Linked DNA regions of Homo sapiens: region 2 is linked to region 1. Evidence: chromatin contacts called from ENCODE Hi-C data. All regions are on one chromosome and are shown on one strand. The core of a region is the stretch at or near the end of the contact, and the rest is flanking DNA. Distances in the headings are between cores, read along the strand shown.

What was found. Hi-C counts contacts between places; a loop is a spot of excess contacts on that map. Pooled maps may share reads with other maps.
Region 2: a loop to region 1 is called in a pooled map, with 5 times the contacts of the local background. The contact joins the enhancer-like site here to the promoter of MPDZ in region 1. A Hi-C loop is called at or near these places in 4 of 50 pooled maps.

The regions. Positions count from the first base shown.
Region 1 is chr9:13,278,064-13,281,483 of GRCh38, forward strand. MPDZ (multiple PDZ domain crumbs cell polarity complex component) reads right to left here and starts at 1,629. Exons shown (of 47, transcript NM_001378778.1): 1 at 1,337-1,629. RefSeq lists enhancers at 1-536, 537-1,252.
Region 2 is chr9:14,029,461-14,032,880 of GRCh38, forward strand. No RefSeq gene overlaps it. Among named protein-coding and RNA genes, the nearest start is that of LINC00583, 100 kb to the left of the region's middle. Within about 2 kb of position 1,796, at least 17 of the 41 ENCODE cell types and tissues checked have a DNase peak (open chromatin) inside an H3K27ac peak, as active enhancers do.

The sequences.
Region 1 (3,420 bases), core at 379-2,878:
CTATAAAGGGTAACCTAAACCAGGAATTTCTAGGGAAACACGAAGGGGATGTTTACATCAAACTGTCTACAAGGCAGGACGAGGCAGTCTGATCACTTATCAGATTCCTTCTCTATGACATCAAGGAACATGGAGAAGTTTTCCTTCTACGCTGGTGAAGTCATGGTCCTCTTATCTATCTGATGATACCTAGGAAACACTAGCCTCCAACCGCAGCCCCTACTGCAAAAAGGCAGTCAGTGCCCATTGCCGGGGTCTTCCCAAGCGGAGCACCTCAAAAGCCGCACCGCGCAGTAGAGGTCTCCAGGGGCCCCCACTCGCCCCCAGTGACTACGGAGCGGCCTCTACCTCCCGCCGGCGCCTGGCCACTTCTCCTCCCCCGCAGTCTCCGCTTGATTTCCATGTGACTGCAGGCAAGAATAGCCCAGCCTTTGTGCCTCTGCAAAGAACGCAAACAAAAATGTACACCATCACCACCCAACAAACGCGCAACTCCGCAAGACACAAAGCGTCTCCCAAACATCGCTTCCCTGGTAACATCCGGCATCCTGGGGCTGCCAAATCGCAGACAAAGACGCCCATCAGCGCGGGGGGTGAGGAGACTAAGGGAGAGACAAGACCAACGTGCTCCCACCAACGGGAGCGGCGGTTAAAAGGGCGCCGGTGCCAGGGGTGAGGGACGGGGCACCGGTACCAATTAGCGGCTCGCCTCGGGGTCCCCGCGGCTAAGGCGAGAACGCAGGACCAGGAGCATTGCTGCCCACTCTCTACCGCAACCCGCACATCCCGGGACCACGTAACGGCGGATGGGGCGTCCGGGAGCGGCCCCTGCAGGGGAGAGCAACAGGCTCCCGCGCCCTGGAGGCCTGGTCTGCGCTCCGGGCCCCCAGGCTAACACCCCACCCCCAGCCCCCCGACACCAAGACTGTGCCCCTCTGGGTCAAGGAAAAGGAAAAACTTTTAAACCTCTTAGTCAGCGAGAGCAAAAGAAAGGGGTGGCGGGGGTGCTGAAAGGTCTAGGATTATCCACCGCGGGGCTGGGGGGAGTGGAGACTTGCGAGTAGCAAAGGAAACTTCTAGACCCCATCCTTTTAAAAAAGCCACAGCAGCGGCTTCCGCGAAGCGCCGGGCCGCGCGGGGTGGGGCAAGCGCACCGCCCCACCGCCCCACGGCCCGCCGCCACCCCTACCCCCACCCCCACCCCCACCCCCATCCCCGCCCCCACCCCCACCCCCAAGCGCCGAGCCCAGGGCGCCCGCGCACCTTCCCCGCCGGCGCGCGCGCAGGGCGCGGGGGCGCGCCTCGGCCTCTGGGCCGGGGCTCAAGCGCCGCTTACCCGGCTCGCGGCGCCCGCCCAGGGCCGCGACGCGAGGGGGCGGAGGACTGGGGAGCAGGGGTCGCCGGGGCCTCTGGATGCCTCGCCTCGCCCACGCTCACTGTCTTCTCTTCTGAAGTAACGACCCGGCGAGGAGCTTCGGATCAAAACGCACAGACACTCACGCGTGACTGAGAAACTTAATCCCGCGGTGGCCCGACGCCAGCCTAGCGCTCCGCCGCGCCCCCTCCCCCAGCGCGCGCCGCACTTGCGCCGACCGGGGCTGCCGCGGAGGCGGTGGCGGGGCCCAGGCTGCTGGGGCTGCCGTGACGCCTGCGACCGGCGGGGCGGCGGGCGCGCCTTGGCCAATCAGGGGACGCGGCCGAGCAGGCCTGTGCGGGGTTTTAAACTCGCTCCTGGGCCGCTCGACCTGGGGTGTGGGTAGTGGACTTGTGAGGTGGTCAGATAAAATATAGGCTGCTCTGTTAAATGGGAATTTCAAATAAAAAAAAAAAGGAATAATTTTAGTACAAGTATATCCCATGCAATATTTGGGACGTACTTATGCTAAAAAGTTCTTCGTTGTTTATCGGAAATTCAAATTTAATGGCAGTCTTGTATTTTTATCTGCCGATTTTGTCAACCTGCGGAAACTGATAGCCTGTTTCTAGCTCCTCAGATTTTCCTTATGTGCACTGCCCTGTGGATGCTTTCTGCATGGGTAGCTTACTGAATGGCATAGGATGCTTATGAGAAGCGCTTTAATCAGAAGGGTGGGGGCAGTCCTCTCACTTTCTAAGTAACTTTTCGCACATCAGGGTGCATTCTTAGTCTGATGATCCAATTAAAAAGCAAAAACAGTAAACATGGAAAAGTTATTAGAGTTGCATGGCCCCAGGAAGAACAGATATTCATTTCTATTTTGTGCCACTTAAGATTTTCTTTCTGTTATCCTCAATTTGGAAGTCCCACGAATTTTTTTCTGCATAAGAAACTCTTTTTCAAAATATCCCTCTGATATTAGATTATAGGACCAAAGGATACTCAGAAGTCCAATTTAGAACATTTAAAAGAATTTCTTTTAATATTCTGAATAAAAATACTTTTTTCTCATATTCCTTGGACTTTCAAACACATTCACAGCTGTTGACCTCTCTCTTCCTAGAGTCCTCCCCACCCCACCCCTCTTGTAATTCCATGCAATCACACTCTTGGTTTTGCTTCTTCCGCTTAGTCAAGGGCGGATGTATGGGCTCTGAAGCTTGTACAATTGGGAGCTCTGCTTTAACCAAAAAAAAAAAAAAAATCTTTCTTTAGAAAAATTCAAAAAATAAATGCCCATGTAAACACATTGCTAGGGTTGCTCCCAGGCAAGAGAAGGACCCGGAACGTTAAGCTACATCAATTTCCAGGTAGATCTGCCCCTGTCCCCAGGCCACTCTTCAGTCTTCTTTGCCTCCTCTCCCCCAATCTTTAGATGCTGGAATTCCTTAAAAATCAGTTACGGGCCCTCTTTTCCTTTTAACTCTTACCTCTAAATACATTTTCACTTCTAGCTTATGATCTCGTACCTACAGAATCTTACATTTATACCTTCAGATTTATCCATATATTCAAGTGTTTATTTGGCTTCCCTGTTTGCTTGTCTCAAACCTAGATTGCAAAAAAAAATGCAGCCGTGATACTTCTGCTCAAGCCTGGTCATCTTGTTCAGTGTCCCAGTGAATGGAACTGCCATAGATGCTACATGATTCCCACAAACTACGATAAACCCATTGTGATGCATTCTTATGGTACCCTATGCTTTTGCTTCATAATATTTTTCCTACTTTGTAAATATGCATTTGATTTTGTAATTATGCAATGTCTCTTCCCTCTTCAACCATAAACTCCATGAGAACAGGGGCTAAGTCACCATTTTATCCTCAGAGCCTAGTAAAAACTTCACACTTGGTTGGCACTCATATGAAATAGGATGAATATACGACTGCAAGAATGAATAATTTCTCCATATAACTTTTGTGTTCTTGTCATAGAGTCACCTCAAGGCATCCCATTTGGAAAGGATTTTCTTATTGCTTAGAAATTCCAAAGGGATCCTCCTG
Region 2 (3,420 bases), core at 546-3,045, 750 kb after region 1:
CGCGGTGGCAGGTGCCTGTAATCCCAGCTACACGGGAGGCTGAGGCAGAAGAATTGCTTGAACCCGGGAGGTGGAGGCTGCAGTGATCCCAGATTGCACAACTGTACTCCAGCCTGGGCGACAGAGCAAGACTCTATCTCATTAAAAAAAAAAAAAATGTGGTGACACTGAACAAAATAAGGATATAAAACAATTTGGAAAACCAAACGGGGTTATTGTACATTGTCTTCCATGTACTCTCCTGCACTTACCAAATTTTCTTCAGTGAACATAGACTTATTTTATATTTAGAAAAAAGCAATAAACATTTACACCAAAAAAAACCTCTCAGCATTCACAGACAATCAAAACAACCTGTAGAAATGCCACTAACAGTATCTTTGAAAGCCAAACCATCACACTATTCTTTGTATTGCAGTTACCCAGAATGCCACAGAGATTTTCATATGAAGGAGACTGGTTGCTTTCTTTTTTTTTTCTTTTCCTTTTCAGGTCCATATTGCTTGATCTGAGCATACTGCAAAGTGTCCTAAAAGCCATATGGGAGATAGACTTCTTCGCAGCTGCAAAGGAAACATTTGCAGAACAGAAAACACCAGAAATCACAATACATTCTTAGTCATAGTAAAATGGAACGCACGCGAAATATTGAAAACATGGAGTGGAGATTTCATTTTTAAATATTTTAATTACCAGAACAGAGCTGTTTGATTCTATTTCAGAGCTCGGTAGATGAGCAGCAGCGGGGGGGGGGGGGTGGCGGCGGCGGGGCCAGGGAGGGGAAATGGAGGAAAAAGAACAACAGCCACTCGGAGTGAAAACAATCATCAGTTAACAAATGGCAAAGAGAAATTAAGTCTTTCTAGCTGAACCGTGTTTTGTTTCTTACAGAAGTTTTACTGCTGTAAAATGTGGCACGTTTTGTACTGTATGTTCTCTCGGAAAAGCCAAACAGAAACCAGTCATCATGGTTTCCAGAGAGCAAGGCCTCCCCTTTCTCATGTTTCAACTACGCAGTCTCCACTTGGGCTGGGGACCGTATCATATATCATAAATCACTCTCTGATAGATATTTGGCAAGCAGTCAGCACCCCAGGCTATGCAACAAACTATAGTATGGAAAATTTTTAAGGTGGAATCTTGATTTTGTAACTTAAGGACTTAACAGCATCTCAAAACATTTTACTACTTCCTGGTACACACACACAAAAAGCCAAGAAAGCAGAATTCTCCATATGGTTTTCGGTTTTATAGGATATATACACAATAAGCCATACAACTGTAAACCTGGAGGCGTTCTCTTGCTGTTGTTACTTCAACTCCAGTGAAAATGAAAACAAAATTAGAGAGTTTTATCTCAACCTAGCCCATGAAAGAGTCAAGTCACCAGGAACTTCTAGAATCTGCTTTTTAACTATCCATCCCCCTACAGTTAACTGTTCCACACCTTCTTAGAAACTAGAGGAGGCAGCAGGACTAGGGGGTTGGGGACAGATTTTATTGTAAGATAATAACATGCTGTCAAAAGTACTGTCAGGGATTTCAACAGGAAGGCTTATACGTTGACAAGAGTCATAGAAACCCCAGTAGAGTCTTCCTCCTGATTTCAGGCCCAAATCCGAGTGTTTGAGAGTCCCTGAGCATGCACTCCCACCTTCTCAGATGTTGCAAACTCTTACTCACATGTTCTTCTTCAGGAGCCTCTTTCAACAAATCATGCTTTTCTTTTTTGAAACTGCAAACTGCATTTAACCCCCAAGTCACATCATCCCAGCCGACACTAGGGGCTGTTGGAATACCGCAGCTCCCAGCAAAGCTACTGCTAAGAAGCCAGTGAGCCTTTCTGTGCACGGAGGGGTTAAGTCCATGGTATTTGGACGTGCCCAAATGTTCTCAGTGTTCTCGGGCTGAGCAATTCTTAGAAGGGCTAAATAGAAACGGGGGAAATGTGGAGTGTGCGGTGTGGTATTGTGCTTTCTGTGAGAAACAATGCATGGAAAAACAAAAGAAAGAAACTGAATAAATCCTTTTTGAAGTTTAAAATAAACGCTGCTTTTTGGTTGTTGTTGTTTTGGTTGTTCACAAATTACCCATAGTTTGGGCAGGCTAAATATAAAATTTGCAATGTCGTTTATTTAAAGTGTTTCTGTCCAATCTCAATCAATTTGAAGAAGAAAATTAAAGCCAAATTTAGACAAAATGTATAAGTGGTTATATGTACATATGCTAATTCAGAAATAACATATATTCTAAGTATATTATGTGTTTCCTTCCCCACTCCACCAACCCCAGTTGTCACTGACCAATTCATTCTTGAGATTCTGTTAATTCCCATCAATGAAAGTCTCGCGCTTTGTACTGATGAAACTCATAGGCTCACAGGTCACCTCACAGTCACTTGTGACCCCACTTGCAGTTGATCATCAAGTTCCAGACTGGACCTGCCAACTGCTTCTAAAAGAAGAGAAATTTCTTTCTAAAGGAAGCACTGGAGTACGGTCCTGCCCAAGCCCAGCCAGCCTAACAGTCCTTCAGTATCTTCATTTCTGCCTCTCTTACATCAGTGGTTCTCAGGCTTGGCTGTATATGAGAATCCCCTGGGAAGCTTTTAAAAATTCCAAAGCCCAGGCTACATCCCAGACCAATTACATCAGAGTCTCTGTGGGTAAAACAGAGGCATCCGTACTTTGTGCAGCTCCCCAGCAATTCCAGGTGTAGCCATGTTGGTAGCCACCCTCCTGGCTGGGATTCCTGCATCCAGTCTTGCTCTCCTGTCAGTGGATGATTCTACTAAAACTAAGAGTGAGGTTACTCAAGTAGTATATATGGTCATGTTTTCTCCCTGTTTAACAGACCGCAAGGGTTCCTTCCTGCCTACAGAAAAAAATGTCCATATACCTTCCCATAACAGTCAAAGCTTCCTGGCCTCCATGTCCCTCTCTATCTTCCTGCCAATCCCTGCCTCCACACTCCCCAATCCTGTCTCATGGAGCCACCTGAACCCCCACATGCACCATTCTCTCACTCACATATCCAGGCCTCAGAACGGGCTGCTCCTTCCAGCTAGAAAATTCTCTTTCTCCCTGCCTAGTACATTTCAAATCTAAATTCTCCTCATCTATTTTTGGACCCAAGTCAGGTGTTTCTTCTTGGGAAATCCTGCTCACCAACACACCCAAGATGTCCAGCTGTCACCAACGCTAGTATGTCCCCAATATCCTAGACTTACCTGGAGTACAGGTAGAGAAGTTGCCCATGACCACTGGTACTCTTCCCAATTTTGAGTTTACCTATAGTACAGGTAGAGAAACTGTCCATTTACCTGCTTTCACTCCCACTAGTTGGTGACCACTTAGGACACAGAAGATTCCTTGCCCACCATTGTAACTTTGGTGCCTGGTTCAGCACCCAGCATGTGGT